2 separate regions of the Homo sapiens genome follow, and region 1 is linked to region 2. A link is a loop called in an ENCODE intact Hi-C map of the cell type or tissue named here. Cell type or tissue: heart left ventricle. All regions are shown on one strand. Links, peaks and the distances in the headings refer to the core of each region. The heading gives the core; the rest is flanking DNA.

Region 1 (10,199 bases), core at 1,190-9,189, 110 kb before region 2:
ACACACACACACACACACACACACACATAGTTCATCTCTGATCAGACCTTCTTTTCACAGCTCACCTCAACTGCTGCAGACAGAGTCAGTGTGACAGCCCAGATTCTGGAAAGTACTGTTAACACAGTGTCTTAGTTCTCAGTTCCAAAGAGTCACTAAGGGGTCCACAGTTCTATGGGGTCCATTCATAAGCAGGGGCTGCATAGGCAGACTTTTTACACACAGCAGTTCAGGTCTTGGCACCTTCCACTCTCTTGAGAGAACCGTGGAAGGGAGCCAAGCCTCATGCCTGAGCATTCTTCCCCATCCTTCCTCCATTCTGTTCTCCACACCCACACTCCTCCTGCAGGCGTGCTAATCTCAGGATACAAATGGGGCTGAAAATGCAGGAGAGGGAAGAAAGGAGAGGGAGAAAGGATTTAAGAGGGAGAAAAACAGCTTTGGGAGAAAACACACACATGCAGCCTGTAGAACACGGTGACTTAGATTATTTTTGGAATCTAATGTTTCTAATGTTCAAGGGGAGGAAATGAGAAAAAGTAAGTCGAAATTCCCAGGACCAGCAGGCTGGAAATAATACAGGACACTGTGTTCTGTGTCAGGGGGCGGGATACAGACACACTTCCTTGCCCTGAGCTCCGTCAACAGGAGGTGGAGGGGTTTGGTGGTTAAGGTCTCAGTAGGAGAGGGGAGAGCAGGAACAAGAGGGCACCGGAGCCTTTCTCCAAAAAAAGCAGGAAATTACAACCACCCCGTAAAGGCCTTGCCCTTCTGGCCAACCCGAAGGTCACAGCTCTTTGAAGCCTCCCTCCCAACATGAAGGGCTCAGGCAATTGAACCACACAGAGACATGACACGCCCCTCTGGAGGCCTGTCCAGTGCTTGTCCCTTCACCACAGCACTGGTGAGGACACATGTCAAGTGACCCTTATCCTCCTAGCCCCCAGCCCCTTTAGCCACCGCCTAGGTTCCTGGCACATGCCACCATCTGTCCTGCACGGCAAGGAGCCTCCAAAGAGAGGGTGTAGAGAGTGTGTGTGTGCACGTGTGCACACATGTGTGTGTGCATGCGCACATGTGTGCGTGCGTGTGTTGGGAGAAGAGGGAGGAGCACCAGCTTCAAAGCAGAGGACTCTATCCCAAGCAAACCACTCAAGCACACCAAGTCTCAGCTTTCCCATCTGTGAAATGATGCCCCTATACGTGCCCACCTGGCCTACCACACACAGTACATGGGAGACTTGGATGATGAACCATGGACTGGATGATTTTGGGTGGGTCTCTGCTCTGGGTCAAAGATTACTATGTAAAAGGAAGGGCTGGGCCAGAAAATCTCTAAGGTCATGGGTGTGAAAATACTTTGAACATTCCGAAAAGAATTACATATTGTAATTACTGCAAAGGCACTTCACTTTGACAAATGACAGTGGAATCATGTTACTGCTGCCTCATGGGGAATGGGGGTGTTGGAGGTGTGGGGAAGAGAAGAGACAGTGGGCCAGGGTCCACCAGGGAAGTAGAAGCAGCAGGATTTCTCTACAACAGCCCCACTGGTTCTGGTCACCCCAGGCAGGATAAGACTTTGGGTCCTGTTTTGGGCTCTAGGGAGTGACCAGAACTGTTTATACCTTGGAGGGAGAGGACAGGAAATAGCAGTGGATACTTTGCCCAGTGACGGGGCATCCTGGGGATGTCCTGCAATGCTAATGTGGCCAACAGGACATACCAACCTCAAAACGCAATAAGCACATCACCCTTAGCACAGTGGTCTGCTGCCTACCACGATGCCCAGTGGTGCCCAGTGTAGATTTTCTCATGGTGATTAACATAAAAGCAGCATTATTTTGTTTGCACAGACTTCCAAGAATATTAAAATGCATAAACATTGCCATAGGAAGTATTTCTGGCCCCAAGTTTGCAAGGGAATAAGACAAATATGCTCTTAGCTATACTGCAAAGCAGAAGGTGACAAGTGTCTCAGATGTAGAGGGTGCATGGGGACAGGTGCTCACCTCTCATGGGACACCAGGAAGAATCACTTTTCTCTGGGGCTGCTTCAAGGACAGACCTTGTTTTTCCAGAGAACTTTCCCTGTGGAGGATGTCCCCACCCTGACTCCTCAGGTGTGACCCCAGTGTGACCTATGTGCTCCTCTTTTGTGCCCTGCCCAGGGGCACTGCATAGCCTGGTGACCTGCAGGACCCCCAAGAATCTACACCATAATTTCCAACTTCTCTCAAAAATCAATTCTGAATTTTGTTCCATTAAGGATAATTGAAAATGATTTAGAGCAGGTTCATTTGGAAGAGAGCATCAGTGACACTCTTCATGGTCTCAGCAGGCACCCATGACTGAAGAGTAAATCATAACTGAAATAGTGCAGGGAGAAGGAAGGGAAGCCAATGTTCCTGGAATAGCTATGCTGGGCCAGGCACCATGCCAGGCACTGCTACATACATAACCCCACTCAATTCTCATAACAACCCTGCGAAGAAGTTTGTCTTTTTTTTAAGCAAACAAACAAACAAAACCTCAAGGGAGTAGGGTTTTATTTGCTGAGAGGTTTCTTATTTTTCATAATTACCCAAGGCAACAATCCTGAAAAGAGAAGAACCCACTATAAATATGTAGGGGAGAATGAAAAAGCACAAAAGCAAAAAGTATTATACAATTGTTAAGTTGTAAAAGGGCTTAGATATTTATTTAGTGGAGCAAGTCTCAAAGGAAGAGGAAGGAAGAGAAATGGATTGGGGTTGGGGTGGGGCTTTATTAAACCACTCTGCAGATTCTGGTACATCTCCTCAGAAGTTTATTCTCTGTCATCACCACCTCCAAAGCTACCACCACCATGACCGTGGCCACCCCACTTCTCCTGTTGAAAGATGTTTTCATGAAGAGAGAGTATTGTGCATGAGAACAGTGCAGTGTGGAAGCAGAAGAAAAGTCAAAAGATGCTGAAGTAGAAGTAATATAAATTCTTTATCTTTGTTTTGTCGGTAACACAATTGGGGGTGATAAGTTAAAGATGTGCCTAATGTCTCACAATTGATACGTGTCACCCCAGGACAAATCCTAACCCCACCCACCACAGCTCCATTTCAGCATGGCACCCATGGATGTGAATAGAATTTCACCGTGCAAAAATGAATATGCAGGAAGGCATTTAAAAATTAGGTTTTCCAAGGTGAGCTTTCCTGTAGTGGTAAAGGCAGGGCTAGGCAGCCACGGAGGCCACAGTCTCTGCTGAACACCTAAAAAAAAAATGAGAGATTCTCATTTGGGCTAGATGTCTTGGTCATGGGGGAGGTAGGCACCAAAATATCCTCTCAAGCAGGGTGATAAGGATATTGTCTTGGGTGTTTCCCAACCATGCATTTACACATTAAACAAATACAATGTGCTGCATAAACCAATAATAGGCATGATTTCAATACTGGAAGCCCCATTAGCCAGCTTTGTTCACTCTTTTGGGGATTCTCCCAAAGTGCGAATATCTTCTCCTTTCCAGAATAGCTTTGGGCAAGGCTAAAAAATGGGCCTCCTGGGTAGACATCAGTAGAGCTTCCTTTATTCAGAAATGAAGTAGATAAAGATTTCTCAATCAGTTAAGTCTAGTTATGCACCGGAACTCTTCGAAGCTCTGCTCCTTCCCTGAAAAGACTGGAAGACTGAGGGCCTTCCCCACATCAGAAGGCAGATGGGAGTTTCGATATTTTCTGATACTTATCATTGGCATCAGCACATTGACATCACGAGGTCATAATGACTGTCATCAGATGGCAAGGCTGGGATTTCTACGGTGTGTGGGAGGTAGACGTGTGGACTTCACGGCTGCTTCTAGTTCTAGCATTAGAAGATGTGCCCTAGGCACCCAGGAAGGGGTGTGTCGGGGGAGGATCTTCCACTGAGTAGCACTCACCCTTCCATTTTCCAAAGGCACATCTACAATGAGTCTACTTAATGACCTTTAAGACCACATATGGCCCCCAGTGGGGAAGAGGCCCATCCCTTCTCTTCAGTAATAGGTTGTGTTTGCAGGGCAGACACCTTCATCACACAGGGTCTACCACAACTGGAGGGGTGGCCAGATGTGAAACATGGCTGCACAGAGAGCCTTAATCTGCACCAGGCCAATGAGTGGTGACCTGGCTTGTGTTCTGCGAATACAGTGGAGGACAGGCCCATTAGTTATAGACCAGAGGGCGCCCGGCTGAGACTGCAGTGGTTCATCTAACATCATGCATTGTTTGAATCATCTCTGAATTACTCTGTGTTTCCACAGATTGCTCATTAAGACTTTCCTGTCATTCCTGAGCAGCAGTGTTCCCTCTTCTCTGAACATTCTCCAAGCACAGAGGCTGTGCCTAGGACAGTACAGCATGCACAGAAAGCATTTAATAAGTAAGAGTTTATGCAAAGGGAAACAAAAAAACTTTTGGAGGTATGGCTATGTCTATTACCTTGATGGTTTTATAGGTGTATACGTATGTCCAAACTTATCAGATCATATATGTTAAATATGTGCCACTTATTGTTTATCAATTATACCTCAATAAACCTGCTTTTAAAAATAAAAAAAAGTGAATACACAGGAGCTTATGTGCTCACTTGCTTAATTAGATGGTGAGCTGCTCCAGACAGAACTTCTGGCCTACCCACCCTTTTGGTGGCTCACGACAGCTGTTCAACATTGATTATTAAATGAATGAGTGACTTGCTTTATGAATTATCTGTGGAACAGAGGCCCTACTCCCTAGATACTTAATTGGGAGAGAGCACGGCCCACTCCCCAGCACCTCCAAGATGGGGAATGTGGGGGCTCACCACAGGTGTCAGGGGAATAAGTGAGAGGCAGCTTCACTCCCCAAGGCCAGCTGGTAAATGGGGAACACCAACCCATTTTCAAGCCCTTGGGAACAAGCTGTCACCCTGCAAGGCCAGGGGCGAGACTGCGCCCACCTCTTTTACAAAAATAGAGGCTGAACTATCACCAGACTCCTCTGATTGCCAAGAGCTTCCCAGATCTGGAATTAGAGGCCTCCGCCAACCAGCCTCCCACCAGAAGGGAGACTAAGACTTGGCTCAGGCAGTAACTACTTCCTCAAGCCCTTGTTTAGATGTGGATCCACACTCACAGCCCTTATTCCAAACCATCACCCTCTTCACCCCCTTCCAAAGCCACCAAATAAGTCAAAGGCTGAGGCACTTAGCTCCGCGCAGATATTTTAAATTAATCTTAAAGCAACTTAAAAGGACTGTTTTTCTACCCTGTCCAGCACTCAGCACATTTTCAGTGGCAGCTGGGTCAAGCTTGAGTGGCATTTTCACCACTGACTCAACCTCAAAATATTCCTGGGCTGCCCTCGTCCCACCCTTCTTTTTGCTCCCTTGTTTTGAATATTCTCTCCCTCTCTCCCCACCCCTCTACTCACATGCACATGCATGAACATACACACGTGCACATTCGCCCACTCCCCCACACTCCTTTTTAAGGTATGAGCACATCACACAACAGACATTCTAAACCTTGGGTTCATGGATAGAATTCAGGGATCATATATTTGGATAGGGAAAAAAATCACGTCTTTATTTTCACTAACCTCTAACTGAAATATAGCATTCTCTTCCATTATGAACACAGTCAACAAACTGCATTAGTGTGTGTCTCTGACTCCAATAGAAACACACACATTTTCATATCACATCAGGGCTGTTGTCCTGAAACATCATTTATTTACATTCATCACTACTTCAGGATTATGGTAGTTATTAGACTTCAAGTAGATCTTATTAGTATGTTAATTAAAAATACATATAGTGCTGCTATTTTTAAAACGTAATAACTATTTCCTTATTTTATTTTTAACGTTTAATTTAGATTCAAGGGATACATATGCAGGTTTATTACTTGGGTATAATCCTATTACCCAGGTATGGGTATAGTACCCAATAGTTAGTTTTTCAACCCTTAGCCCCCTCTCTCTTTACTGCCTCCAGTAGTCCCCAGTTGCTATGTTGCCATCCTTAAGTCCATGAGTATCCAATGATTACCTCCCACTTATAAGTCGGAACCTGTGGTATTTGGTTTTCTGTTCCTGCAAATAACCGTGTTTAAGTAATTGTTTTCCAAGCCTATGTATATTTTTTGTACATTTACAAATGTTATTCTGAGAAGGGGTCCATATGCTTCACCAGACCAAAAGAGTCCATGGCACAGAAAGAGCCCCTGCTGTGGAATGAGCATTAAAATGTAGGATTTGGGATTTTTCTCTAGGGCCATCAAGGCATGCGCCAGGAGACCTAGGGGCTAACAGGTGGTGTTCAGTGGTAGCAGAAGGCAAGCTCTGGGAGCAGAGGGACAGCAGGGTTATTGGATAAGAGCTTGGATGGGCTTTGGAGACAGATTAAAACACTGGCCCTGGCTAACCAACAGTATGACCTTGGGCCAGCCACTTCACCTCTCTGAGTTTCCATTTCTTCAACTGTAAAGTAGTAATTATCAATGTACTATACAATTCTTATGAACATGGATTGAGAGCATATAGGTGTAACAGCAATTACTGCCCTGTTGAATGGAACTTGGCAGGCCCTAGAAAGGCAGCCTCCTTGACCTGGGAACTTCTGGAGCTATGGTATGCCGTTTACTTGGTTTTTCAGACAGGCACTATCTGTGCCCTATGCAGGCTTCCCATGTCCTTGAGCCTGAGGGATACCATGAAGTGCCCCAAACTCTAAAACATACCTAGGCAGACCTAAGTCTCCCACCTCCCTTTCTGTCCCTTGCTCACTGAAACAGGCACCCAGGCCAGGCTGCAAAGCAGATTCCCTGCCCCAGAGCAAAACAGGCCTCAAGAAAAAAGAGATGTTCCAGATCTTTCCAAAACTGGCAACAGGGCCGGGCACGGTGGCTCACGCCTGTAATCTCAGCACTTTGGGAGGCCAAGGTGAGTGGATCACGAGGTCAGGAGATCGAGACCATCCTGGCTAACACGGTGAAACCCCGTCTCTACTAAAAAAATACAAAAAATTAGCCAGGCATGGTGGCAGGCACCTGTAATCCCAGCTACTCAGGAGGCTGAGGCAGGAGAATGGCGTGAACCCGGGAGGTGGAGCTTGCAGTGAGCTGAGATGGTGCCACTGCACTTCAGCATGGGCGACAGAGCGAGACTCCGTCTCAAAAAAAAAAAAAAAAAAAAAAACAAAACAAAAAAATAAACAAAGAAAACAAAACTGGCAACAGAGCCAAAGTACCTGATTCTGGCTTCACAGAACAGCTGGCTCCTGCCTTGGCATCTAATCACTCGGTGAGCAATGCAGGAATTCTGAGGTCTAAGCTGCCCTTCTCAGGGCAGGTCAGGCCAGGGTCAGACCCAGGCTTCCAGGCCACTGGGCAAAGAGCCCCAAGAAAGGTCAGAAGTTCCCAAACCTTGCTTAAATCATATTCAAAAGGTATATAAAAAGTGATATGCTATAAAAAGTGATATGCATTAAAAAAACTGCATATACTAATTTTTTTACTATATGTTATAAAAAATTAGAAAACATTATAAAATTATACAGAGAAATTAAAATCAACCATAAGCCTGCCCCAAGGAAGCAAAACTATTAATATTCTGATAAATTTTCTTGCAGTTATATTTAATACATAAATTGGGATCACACTTATACAGAGAGCTGAAGATCTCGATTTCATCATTTAAAAATACCTAGAGACATTTTTCAATATGAGCTCTTAAAAGACAGAAAACCATGATATCAGACATTGTAAAATTCACAGGTTACTGAGAGATGTCATGGCATCCCTAAGAACAGTATTGGCCATTTAAATATAAGTTATATCCAGAAAACTCATAGGAAGAGAGCCTATTTTATTCTTCTTAAAGCACATATAATAGTAAACTCTTCTTTCTTCTCTTTAGCTTAAAGAGAATCTAGGAAAGATACCTTTGTATCCTCAGCAAAGAGGCACTATATGCAATTTTCCTTTTTTACATTCTCTTATCTTACTTTTCCCTGATAAGGGGAAAGCTTTGAAAATTCACTGCTGGAAAAAATGGTGTCTTACTCAAGAAAGTGCTTAGCAGCTGAAGAGAAACCTTTGGAAACAAGTGGGTATGGCAGGAAGAGCCCTGGACTTAGAAACAGAAAAATGCTGGATTCAGATGTCAGCTCTGTCACTGTAGACCCAAGATCAAAGAACATCCGTTTCCCTGCATGTCAAGAGAGATGCCACCACTCAACCCATAAGGATCAAAGGATTATGCAGATTAAATAAGACTGTGTGAAAGTGGTTTGTCAATGGTAAAATACATTGCAGGGCCATAATCACTAATTAATATTATAGTGGCTGTTAACAGTACTGTTTTTGTTCCTTAGCTGGCTTGAGCCACTCATTGCAGGCACTCGGGGCAGCTTCTAACAGTAGGTAAAAGCAGGGACCCTGGAGCCAGACTGCACTTCCCAGCTTGGTGAATTCTTTAACCTTTCAGTTTCTTCATCTGTAAAATGTGATTATAATAGTACATCTACCTCTCAGGACTCTTGAAAGGATTAAAATGAGTAAATTTACACACAGTGCTTAGAACAATACTGGGCACATAATACACACTATATAAGGGTGAGCTTAAAAAAATTACATTAGCTAAAACTAGTAGGCACACTGTTTTAAAGCTTTCCAGGAAAGTACTATCATTAATCAGAAAGTTGGATGAGCAACCTCTGCTCCCTCACCCCCATCCCGGCTCAGGTTTGGCCTGTTCCCTTCCTACCTTCTCAGCATCCTGCTCGAAGAGCCGCAGCTGAAAGCACTGGTCCAGCTTGAGCTTGCGCACATGCCACATCTGGTGCAGGTGCTGCCGGGTGGAGTGCAGCTTGTCCAGGAGACTGGTGATCTTGGGCACCAGGCTCTGGAAGTCAGCACTGCCCGGGATGCAGTTGCGTCCTGAGAAGCCGTCGCTGCAGCGGATGCACTGCAGCAGCCGCTGCCCCTCCCGGTCCAGCTCCTCCACAGGGGCCTTCAGCACCTTTTTCTTGAGCTGTGTGTGTTCGTCAATGAGCCGCCGAGAGCCCTCCACATCCACAGGAAACTCCTTCCGGGCTAGCATCTCCTGGAGGTCCTCGAGGCGCGAGAGCAGGTGCACGGCGCTGTTGAAGAACTCCTCCAGGGAGAGCCGCAGTTCGATCCACTCCTCATGGTTGTAGTCCAGGGAGCCATCAAACTCCTCCGTCAGCTGGGAGGGGTCCACCAGCTTTGTGAGGCCCTCCACAGATACCATGCTCGTCTGGAAGGGGCAGACACAGACAAGGATACTCAGTGATGTCAGGGGAAGAACAGGGCAGAAATAGGATGAGGGAAAGGACAAGATAAATCCACATAATAATGACCACAGCCTGCCTCGGAAATGGTGAGTGGAGGCCATGGGACTCACTGGTCAGGAGTCACAGATCAGTCAGGATCAGCAGTTTCTACAGACTGCTGACTGCTTTAGCAAGCCTCTACAACTGCCAGCCATTTACCACCCCAGAAGAACTGCTTTTGTGTCCCTCCTCTCCTCATTTTCCCTCCTCCTGACCCCAGTTCACTTCAAAAGGGCTTCAGAGGCTAGAAGCAGAAGCTGGAAGAAAAACTGACCTAGTTTCTGGGGGACAGTTTTCCACAGCTTTAAAACCAAGGCCCGTGGACCCAGGGTATCATCATAGTTGGATTAAGCAACATGGGCCAGTGCTTGGGCTGCAAAGATTTCACAGTCTTATCTTTTCCAAGGCTCTCCCTTTTAGCTCTTCTGTGGTATGGTGAACAGAACTAGGGATGGGCAACAGGGGAGTCTGCGCCCTTGGTTTTCTCTGTGAGGCCCCTACAAGCTCCTGGAGAGCGGACTGGAGAATGTTTGTCTCCAGGAAGGAAAGTGTCTCCAGCAAATGATGATGCAGGCAACCACCTTAGTTTATTAGTAAACATCTTTTCCTTCCTATAGGGCTTTAGGCTTCTCTTCTTTCTCATGAAGAATGAGAGGCTAGCAAATTAATATCTGTGTTTGGGTCCCAGCCCTATGCTTATTAACTGTGTGACCCAGGGCAAGCTATTAAGGTCTCAGAGCCTCAGTCTCCTCCTCTGTGTAATGGAGATAATTATTCCTTCCTCATGGGGCTTGCAGAGATTAAATGTATCAATGTGTGTAAAGCACATAGGGTGCATAGCA
Region 2 (10,199 bases), core at 1,047-9,046:
CAACTTTTAAAAAATACAGCCATTGAGTCCCAGGAGATGGGTCATTAAAAGCCTGGAATGGTCTTACCCCATTACTTCCTGTGGACAGCAGAGCCACAACACACAGGGAGCACAGCATTGAGAGGGTTGAGAATAATCACAAAGCCACCCTTTACTGTGCACCTACACAGGCCCAGGAACTCTCTATGTTCCAGGGGCGCCCCTGGCAAATTTTCTTCTCCTATTCTCAACGAACTTGCAATACAAAATTCTGATTGCTAGGGTACAGATAAGAAAAGCTAGGCTTAGTAGGTTCAAAGCCTTGCCCAAGACTTCAGAGCTAGAAGGCTCAGGGCCTGGCCTTGTGTATCCAAATCTTACACCCATGTCCTAAACAGTGACTAGATTCTCTGTGCATCATTTCTGGCTATTCCATCCAGTACTTTGGCAGAATTTCTTGTTATCTGGAGCAGACTTTCTGGCTGGTTTTCTTAAACTCTCTCCCTCTTCCTCCTTGTACATTTATCCTACTGGGATAAGCCCTGCTCACAACAATCATGACAGAGTAAGACAGGAAGACCTTAGGAACTCACGGCCTATTTGGCCAGCAAGCCAAGGTAAGGCGAAGGGGAATGGGGTAGGGGTGAGATGGGCTGATTCAGGAGTCTGAATGAGAGGCCTTGAGCTCATGCTACTCTTGGAATTGATTTTAGTTATTATCACCCATTGTTGAATGAATGACTCCTCAACTCAATCATGCAAAATGAATACACTTATTTTATGGATAAGGAAAATAAGATTCAAAGAAGTCAAGTAACCTACCCAAAGCCATGTAGCCAGTCAGAACTAAGACTGAACTGGCTGAATCCAGGTCTGTCCACCTCCCAAACCCCTGCATTTCCATTCCTCCAAGATGCCTTTCTCACCAAATATCCAATAACCTATGGAAGTAGTTCAAGATCTGCGGAGAGAGAGCTTAAGATACCCATCAAAGCCTTTCCCAGGACCCCAGGAGGATGATTTTATTCAGGGACTCTGAAGGCAACTGCTTGCAGTTATTAAACCACCTGCTGAGAATCCAAATTCTAATTTGATCTCCACAGGCAGGAATTCCTCAGGGAACATGTAGTTCAAACTTAAGGGAGGATCAGAAAAACAGAAGTCCTTCTGTGGTAGGTTGTTTATAAGATAGCCAAATCAAGTCCTTCTATCCTTATGTGCCCACTCCTTTACAATGTGACTGCCTTTTTTCCCACCAAGAGGTAGGGTCTATTTTGCTACCCCCTCAGTCTGAACTAGCCCATGACTTGCTTTGACCAATCCAGTAGAGCAGAAGAGATGCTGTGTGACTTCTAGGCCTCAACTTCAAGAGGTGTTGCAGCTTCCGCTCTCGTTCTCTTTCAACACTTCTGCCATCACGTAAAGAAACTCAGTCTGGTCTTCTAGTGGATAAGATATCACAAAAAGATGAACAGAGAGAGTTATTCAGCTGACAACCAGCACCAATTGCCAGACTTGTCAGTAAAGCCATCTTAGACCATCCAGCCCCAGTCAAGCTGCCAAATGACTGCAGCTACATGAGTGACTCCAGGTAAGACCAGCAGAAAAACTGCCCAGCTGATGCCAACCCAAGTAGCTAAGCCAGTAAGCAAATAGTTGTTTCAATCCACTAAACCTTGGAGCCTAATTTCCCAAATCCTTACATAGCATTACTCCATCACTTCTGAGAACAGGGGTAGCATAAAGAATGTAGAAATGGGCCAGGTGAGGTTGCTCATGCCTGTAATCCCAACACTTTGTGAGGTCAAGGCAGGCAGATCACTTGAGGCCAGGAGTTCAAGACCAGCCTGGCTAACATAATGAAACCCTGTCTCTACTAAAAAAATACAAGAAATTAGCTGGGCATGGTGGCACACACTTATAATCCCAGCTACTTGGGAGGCTGAGGCATGAGAATCTTTTGAACGACACTCCAGCCTGGGTGACAAAGCGAGACCATGTCTCAAAAAAAAAAAAAAAAAAAAAAAAAAAAAAAAAAAAAAAGAATGTGGAAGTGGAAGGAGTTTATAAAGTATGTCTTAGGCAAGCAGCTCATGTTGTTTGTGCCCTGAGACTCTGCAGGCTTCAAAAAACCCCAAGTCTGGAGCCAGACAGCACTAAGAAGTCTTGATTGCATAAAGAAGAATCAAGCCCAAGGGCCCATAAATGTGAGAGAGGTTTAGAGCTTGCTTTTATTGATCTACAACTTCTCTGTGTGTACTCAAGAGGAAAACGTCTTCTCTCATATATCAACCTGTTGGTCACAGCCAACAACTCTCTGTTGCCTTTTAAAAGAATTCCAAACTCCTTAACCTGACATTTAGGGGCTCTAAATGATCTAAATTCAGGTCTGGGGTTCTAATCCCAATACTGCCACTTATTCACCAGCCATGTGACGCTGGATAAGACACTTCACATCTCTGAGCCTCAGTTTCTTAATAAGTAAAACTGGGATTTTGCATGCATAGATCATGCAGTTGTTATGAAAACTAAGATGACATAAAGTGACCAGTACTATACCTGGCACACAGTGGATGTTGTAAAGTTCCTTCCCAATGGTTCAACACCCTTCATCACACTCAGAGAAGAGAGATTCCTTCAGAGAAAAGTTTGTGAGATGCCAGGAAGGCGCTAAAGGTTCCTTGGGGTAAAGCCACATCTTGAAGCCTTGATGTGGTTGTAAGGAATCAGAGTGATGGACTGGGTCCCCGTCTTATTTGTTTTTCTTTTTTTACCACACGTCCCAAGTACATCTATAGCTAACTAAAGCTTTACCACGGTATTTTCTGAGGAAAGAACTCTGAAATGCTCTTGGTTGAGTTTCAACCAAGCCAGCCCTCTTCTCCACCTTAGATTCTCATATCCAACAATGGGCATCTGCCTCTTGTATTCAGAACACTGATCCTACACTCGGACTGATCTTACTTCCTTCTCTAGTTTCCTTCGTGGAAAAATACCCTGTTACCCTAATTTCCATAGTTCTACTCCAGCAAGTCACTACTCCCACGTTCAGGACAACTGAGAGTCCCAGAGAGAACTGTCCCCTCTCTCTTCCCCTGACTACTCCCCTATTGCCCACTGTTGATAATAACTCCTTCCCTGTGTCTCTCTCACAAACACATACAGTCACATTCTATAGTGAAACAGGAAATTGAACTAATAGAACTACATCTCCATCAGAGACCAATCAATGCCATTGATTGGCACAACATTTCACTGGACATGAGGCGCCAGGGAGACAGGGGATCCTCCTTCCCTCCCCCTAAACTACACACACTGCCCCTCTGTCAATCCCCGGGATTCCACTGCACCAGTAGTTGCAAATTACCCACAAGTATCAAGCCCTATGCAGCTAGAGCCCACAGCTGAAGAGAAGCCAAAGCTACCAAAACATCAACCACTGGCTCAGGATTAAAGAGAGATAGGCAGTTCCATTCCTGTGAGCCCTTACCCTGTAGGGAGATCCTCCCTGACCCAGTAAGCCAAATCCACCCCATCCCTACCCTATTATCAAACCACAGAGAGCCAACAAGCTTAGTAAAATGCAGTGGTTTCCATTCTTTAAGCATGGACTCTCCATAGTCACTCCACCATTCCCCTCCAAATCACAGCACTGACCCCTCAGAAAGGGAAAGGAAATCATTTATGTGCCTCAATGTGCAAAGCCTTCCACCACTATGTGTTCATCATTCATTCCTAGAACATCCCTGAAGGTAAGGCATTATTATTTCCAGTTTACATGAGTGAACAGAGGCTCACAGAGCCCCAGATAACACAGTCAATAAACAGGATTTAGATCAAGGTCCTGTGACTCAAATCCCATGTCTTTCCACTCAAGAGTCAACACTTAGAGTTGTGCTCTCTTAGTATATACTCTAAATATACTTGCCTGTGTTTGGGTGTTTGTCTAATCATGTGCCTTTGTCACTGGTTCCTATAGCTCCCAGAATAGTGCCATGTGCTTGGAGGTAGTGTTGACAATGAAGACACATGGAGATGCCTTCCAAATCACTCCCAGTGTCCTCTTCCTTGAGAGGCCGATTGAGATCTAATCCAAACCTGAGGCATGTGGCTGTAGTTACCACATTTGGTGCCTTTTCTACAATATTTAACATAATTTAACAGGAGTTAAAACTATGATGCAAAGACATGAGAGGAAGCAGACGGAAAGTTGACCAAGAGATAAGCAGAGAGGGTAGAGTCACCTCTTCTATGAGCTTCATTTGGGAAAGAAAGTGGTATCACTGAGCCTCTCCCCAGGGAGATTCCCCTAGTTTAACTTGGCTGAGCCACTGATCCAGGCCCTCCCAATGACTCTCACCAGCATTCTGGGGACTCCCTTAAAGCCAAGGTAAACATGACTCAAACCAGCAGAAGCCAATATTGCTTGCTCTATGAGAACTTTCTCATAGTTTATCTAACCCAGGTTGCCAGAGCTTGGACAAAGTAGACAATCAGTTGCCAATGGCAACCAAACCCCATCACTTCCAACTTCATTTTGATTGGCTTAGAGGGATGGAAGTCAAGGAGGGTCCAGGAGCAAGTGGCCTTTATATCTAATGCATTCACTTAACAATCATCTTGCTTTATACGCATAACTCTTCAACTTTTTAAACGGCTTTTCAGTATCATTTCATCTTCTCTTATTCTCACTGTAATTCTTGAGGTGAATGATGATCTCCTCAGGCAGACAGGAACTCCCTGCAGTTGTTTTGTACCTCTCCACCAACCTCAGTACTTTTGGAAACCAAAAACCTTTTCAGCAAAGAAAGAGCAGGAATATGATCTTCCCAACACAAAGTCACAGAATCACTCAGCCTTAGAGATGGGTGGGTCCTTAGCAGCTCCCTAACTATACAACTCTCATCTGAGGGCAGGGGTGCACTCCAAACCAGTGCTGTGCAGTAGAACTTCCTGTGATGATGGAAATGCACATATCTGCTCTGTCCAATTGAGAACTGTACTGGAAAGAGAAGATGTGTGCATTTTGATCACTTGAAATGTAGCTAATATGACTGAGAAATTGAATTTTTAATTTTATTTTAACTAATTTTAATGTTAACAGCTACATGTGACTATTGGCTACTCTATGGGAGAACACACTCTATGGCATCCCAACCAGACTTTGCTGCAATGGTAATTTACTACCTCAATTTGATAGTGTCCACAAAGAGAGTCATGCAATTTTATACAGAGAATACCTGTTATCTGTGCTGAAAGAATTACGTGATAAAAACACCTTTTGCCTACAGTTTGAATGTTGATCACTTCAATAACAAAATGCTTACAAACTCTTACAGACTGAGCAGATTAGAAACAGAGAAGCCACTAAAAACCATCTAGCTCAACCCCTTTATTTCACAGATGGGAAAACAGGTTTGCTGTATCTTTCTCCTCGGGTCATACCTTACAGATCCTGTGTTCTCTAGGGAGTCCAGTGCTCTTCCATACAAGTAAACATTGCTCCCAGTGTTTCTGACAACTTTCTGAATTATTCTCTACCTCTAGGTATCCCAGGGTAAGAGCGAAGCTAGGGAGAAGGAATTAGAACTGTCACCACCATGACTAGCAACCAGAGTCTCCTGCTTAACAGGAGCCAATTTCATAGGAGCCACAGGTCAGCAGTAAAGTGCAGGGATCTAAGGGAGCCCTGGGCCCAGTCGCTCAGGCAGAGCCCTGCAAGGACACAGGGTTTACTCTTGGTCCACCCCCACTCCATCTTTACCTGTCCAGTCACCTATTTGGAAAGTCCCCAAATTTATTATTATAATATCATTATTATTATTATTTTGAGATGGAGTCTTGCTCTGTTGCCCAGGCTGGAGTGCAGTGGTGTGATCGTGGCTCACTGCAACCTCTGCCTCCCAGATTCAAATGATTCTCCTGTCTCAGTCTCACAAGTAGCTGGGATTACAGGCACATACCACCAGGACTGGCTAATTTTGTATTTTTTCTTTTAAGTAGAGACGGGGTTTTACCATGTTGGCTAGGCTGGTCTCAAACTCCTGGCCTCCAGTGACCCACCTGCCTCAGCCTCCCAAAGTGCTGGGATTACAGGTATGAGCCACCACGCCGGGCCCTCCAAATTTAGATGTTCAAAAAAACATCTGTTTCCTCTCACATTGGCTCAGAGCAGCGGTGTCAGTTTAAATTTGGGGCTTCTAGGCAAAACTGATTTCCAGAGGAATCCCTTTCCCTTTGTTATATGCTGAACGGACTCCTGGAGAGAGGGAGTCCCCATAGGTGTGGGTCCTGGAAATAAAGATTTTTAAGTTAGGGAGAGACATAATATAATTTTCTTATAAAAAGAAAAAACATATTTACTTTCTCTGCTTTTTAAAGCTGGAAATTAAGAAAATGTGAAAAAAATAATTTTTATGAGTATTATTTGAGCTATCTGGTGGTCCTGCTTCTGAAGGAGAAACATCTATGAAACATCACTCATGAAGCACTTAATGAACACCATCTTTCCAGTCACTACACTAGGCACTGCACTATCTCATAGGGGAGACAACCTTCATCTGTTCAATATTTGTTAAGCCCCCACTAAACAAAGTCGCTATCTTCATAAAACTTACATTCCAGTAATGGGAGGCTTACAAAAATCATGTGTACAAAACAACAATATTACTTGAGATAATACAAGTCCCACAAAGAACATAGAAGTAGTGGGATGGGGTGTGACGCTGGGATGGTAGAGTGGGGGACAGGCTACTCTAGCTAGGGTGGTTAAGAAAGGCCACTTTGAGGAGATGGCATTTGAGGGAGGGCCTGAATGCTGGGGAGCAGGCAGATGGGAGGATGAGCGGGGGAAGAAGACACCCCAGGCAGAGGAGCCACTTGTGCAAAGGCCCTGAGATGAGGACAAGCATGGTATGTTTGAGGGTCAGGAGGCTTGTAAGGCTGAAGTGAAGTGAACAAGCAGGAAGTGGTAGGAAGAGAGGTTTGAGAAAGAGGCCATGGTTCAGGGAGAGCACATGAGAAAGAGATCATGTGAGGCCTTACAGGCCGAGGTAGGTACAGTGCGAAAGCACTTGGAAGGGGTGGGCATTAAGCCCAAGAGACATGATCCAATGTATGAATATAAATATATACAATGGTGGATAAAATATTTACAATACAGGAAGAATGAGTGCAAGGCAGGCCATTACAAAGTACAGGAGCTATGCTAATAAAGAAATCTATACTGTAGGGAGGGGCTCGAGAAAGTCTAAGCCTCTTAGGGCATGGCATTCCAGGCTACAACAGAAGACGCAAAGAAGGAGCAGTGTGAAATGACATGTGTGAAACATGACGACATGTTGGAGGGGACCACATGTGGTTGCTATGGAGGTGGATAGGTACAAGCCATGCATGGGAACCATGCATACATCAGCCTTGGTAATTGAACGTAATTTGTTCTCAATCTTGTCTCTTAAAAATATTGGTACCCAGGCCCCACAACAGACAAATTAGATAAAAACATCTGAGGGTGGGAGGGCAGACACTGGCATATTGAAAAGCTTTCTAAGAGATGCTAATGCACAGCCAGGGCTAATAAGTGGTACTGTAGGCAATAATTTGAAGGGCCCTAAAAAATTTTAGACAAGCAGCAACATTTATTTCTCATAACAAATTTGTTTTTCTAAAGATTATATTTTATAATTCAGTAAAGTATAATATGTTCAAGCAGTGATGACAAATTAATTACTTGTGTTTTCATTTAAAACTCTGAACAATGTTACAAAAGGAATAACAAGTTTCCATTCCTCCTGACCTCTGGCTCCTCAGTTTACGAGAAACCTAGAAACTCTGAACAGAAGAAACCTTCAGCAATGAGAGCTGATAGATTTTATAGCCAGAAGGATACTGCAGAGAGCCCCCCTCATTTTACAAATATAAGGAGAGGCCCAGAGGGGTACTATGATCGGGACAAAGATGCCTGGGGTTAGCACCGAAGGTAGAGCTGGACTCCAAAGGTAGAGCTCTCTCCACAAAACCATGCTGCTTCTTGCATGTGACTTAAATAACAAAAGCCGTCCTAATGTCTAGACTTGGACATTTTCTACAATATTAATTAGATAGTGAAAGATCACTTAATTTTAGAAGAAATAAAATATAAATATAAAACAGGAAAGGGATAGGAAAAAAGAAGTCCAAACTAATCAAATACAGTTTTTAGCAAATATAACTTTATTTTTCAGGTTATCCCCTTAGTTAATAACCTCTATAGTTACTGCTCCTTCTGATGTTTTATTTTGATATTTCCATAGATTTCTGTAAACTGAGAGTTTATTCAATGTATGACAAGTTTTCTATAGGTGCATAATTCTTGTTCAAGGCATATATTTCAAAATGTAGACCCACATCTTTCTCCAGTTTCCAGAAAATAGAGAGTTTGAAGCAACAGACACAGAAGAGTGGGTTTGCTCCCATGCTGCAGAAGGCATTTGCAGGACAGAATTCCCAGCTCTATTCTAGAATCAAACATCTGAGGATTTTTTGAGTCTATATTTGGAAATGCCATTCCAACCCTGAAGGCTTGAAATGTGCTGCTTAAAGGTGTGCCAGGAAAATATGGCAGCAGCACCATCTGCATTTATACTGCCACCTTTTAGCCCTGGATCCAAGATTTATACAGCAACAATGGTCAACTATTCGGCTCTTCTCCATTTCTTCATGAAGTCTTTACTTTCCCCTGGCAGTGCACAGAGATTTTATATGCCGCCTAAATTAATCTGAAACAGAGGTAAAGGATGTCTCAGCCAAGGTCACTGTCCAATCTGGATGCAGTGATAGCTATAAAAACTGACTGTGTACAGTTAAGTGTGTGAGTTCTGCAGTAAATCCAAAACACAATGCTTCTTGCTACTCTGAATGACCACAGAAAAGGTTAGATTCAAGCTGGACTGTGAGCTATGAAAGCTACAACAGCCCTCAGCAGGGGACAGATGTTGCAACTGAGTCAACAGTGACTTGGCCAAGGCTTGGTCATGCAGAGGTGAAAGCAAATATCCAGGCATTAAACATCAGTCAGGTGGCCCAGGAGCAAGATGACATACAGGGAAGTTTGGAAGGAGAAGGAGAGAACTTGGAAGTTGGCTCAGAGCAAGCCTGTAGTGAGAACTATGAGCAAGGTCTATGGTAAAGAGCCACTCAGCTCAGTGTCCTGTTGTAATATTTATACATTTATTCTTCTACCTTTATAGCCTTTCTTCTTTCTTCTTTATGCAGATCCATGTTAGAACCTATTATGTGTTCAACCTATTATGTGTCCAGCAAAACATGTATTTTCATGTCACTGACAGATTTAGGCTAAAGAAATGCATGCCATAATGCAGCATTAGATGGGGACATTTTTTCTTCAAACTGCTTTCACATTACTTGCAACGTGATTTGTCAAAATAAATACCTTAGGACCTCGTCTCTGTAAGACTTCACATACTCTACATGTGGTGGTTCCCTTATATCTTCAAAACTTCTGGAAACACAAAAGCTGGCACAAGTGTCATTATCATGGAATCCATGGCTCCTTCCCTCTGTGCAACTGACCAGCCATCTGTTGGAAAGTCGTGCGCAGTTGCCTGCCTTTCATGGATGCTTCCATTGCCTGTTCAACATACTCACTCTCCAGGCTTGCCAAGAGTGTCTTCTGGACCCTGGGGCTGATGCTCACATGAAACCTTCTAGCCAATGTGCACTTTCAGGCACTCATACTAGGATACCAAGAGAATAGAGTGCTCTTTTAAAAAAAAAATCCTTCTCATATTTCAAACATCATCTTATCTATGAAGTAAGTGTTGTGAATATGGCTAAAGGGATTTCAGGTGTCTTGCCTTTGTTCCCTGTGTGGTCCTGGTGAGGATGCTGCAGTTTCAGAGACAGCAGTAGTAAACATTGGGAATTCAGAGTGCTAGAAGGAGGTACTGGTGTCATCTCCATCATGGGCCTCCTCTCACTCATGAAGAAGTACTTAATGTCAACAGACACTTCACTTCCTACACATGAAGATGCATTCAGTCATCCTTGTCTCCTTTAGATATGCATATATCGTTAGATGGCATTTAGAAGTCATGTTTACTCTTCTCACTTGGAATAACCTACAGTGAGGAAGGGGCTGCACTGTGCAAGGAGGAGCTTCCATTTTGCTAAGGAGGAAAAGGATAAGACTGTAGTTAGTGCTTCTCTAGGTTCTAGACAAT

Evidence for each region. Peaks named below come from ENCODE experiments on the same cell type or tissue, not always from the same donor. Only the 100,000 strongest peaks of a DNase experiment are listed, where the experiment ranks them.
Region 1: it touches region 2 in a loop (7-fold over the local background); 4 of 110 quality-filtered maps call a loop at or near these places.

Annotation. Positions count from the first base shown.
Region 1 is chr3:124,267,825-124,278,023 of GRCh38, reverse strand. It overlaps KALRN (kalirin RhoGEF kinase), which reads right to left. Exons shown (of 60, transcript NM_001388419.1): 5 at 8,769-9,281. Among named protein-coding and RNA genes, the nearest start is that of MIR6083, 100 kb to the left of the region's middle. RefSeq lists an enhancer at 7,980-8,750. In heart left ventricle, for the core only: no CTCF peak of the experiment used is centred there; a DNase peak (open chromatin) is centred at 2,436; H3K27ac peaks cover 4,714 bases.
Region 2 is chr3:124,162,655-124,172,853 of GRCh38, reverse strand. All of the region lies in intron 1 of KALRN (kalirin RhoGEF kinase), which reads right to left. LOC105374077 (a long non-coding RNA gene) reads right to left here and starts at 5,846. Exons shown (of 2, transcript XR_924424.4): 1 at 4,340-5,846; 2 at 1,142-1,421. In heart left ventricle, for the core only: no CTCF peak of the experiment used is centred there; no DNase peak of the experiment used is centred there.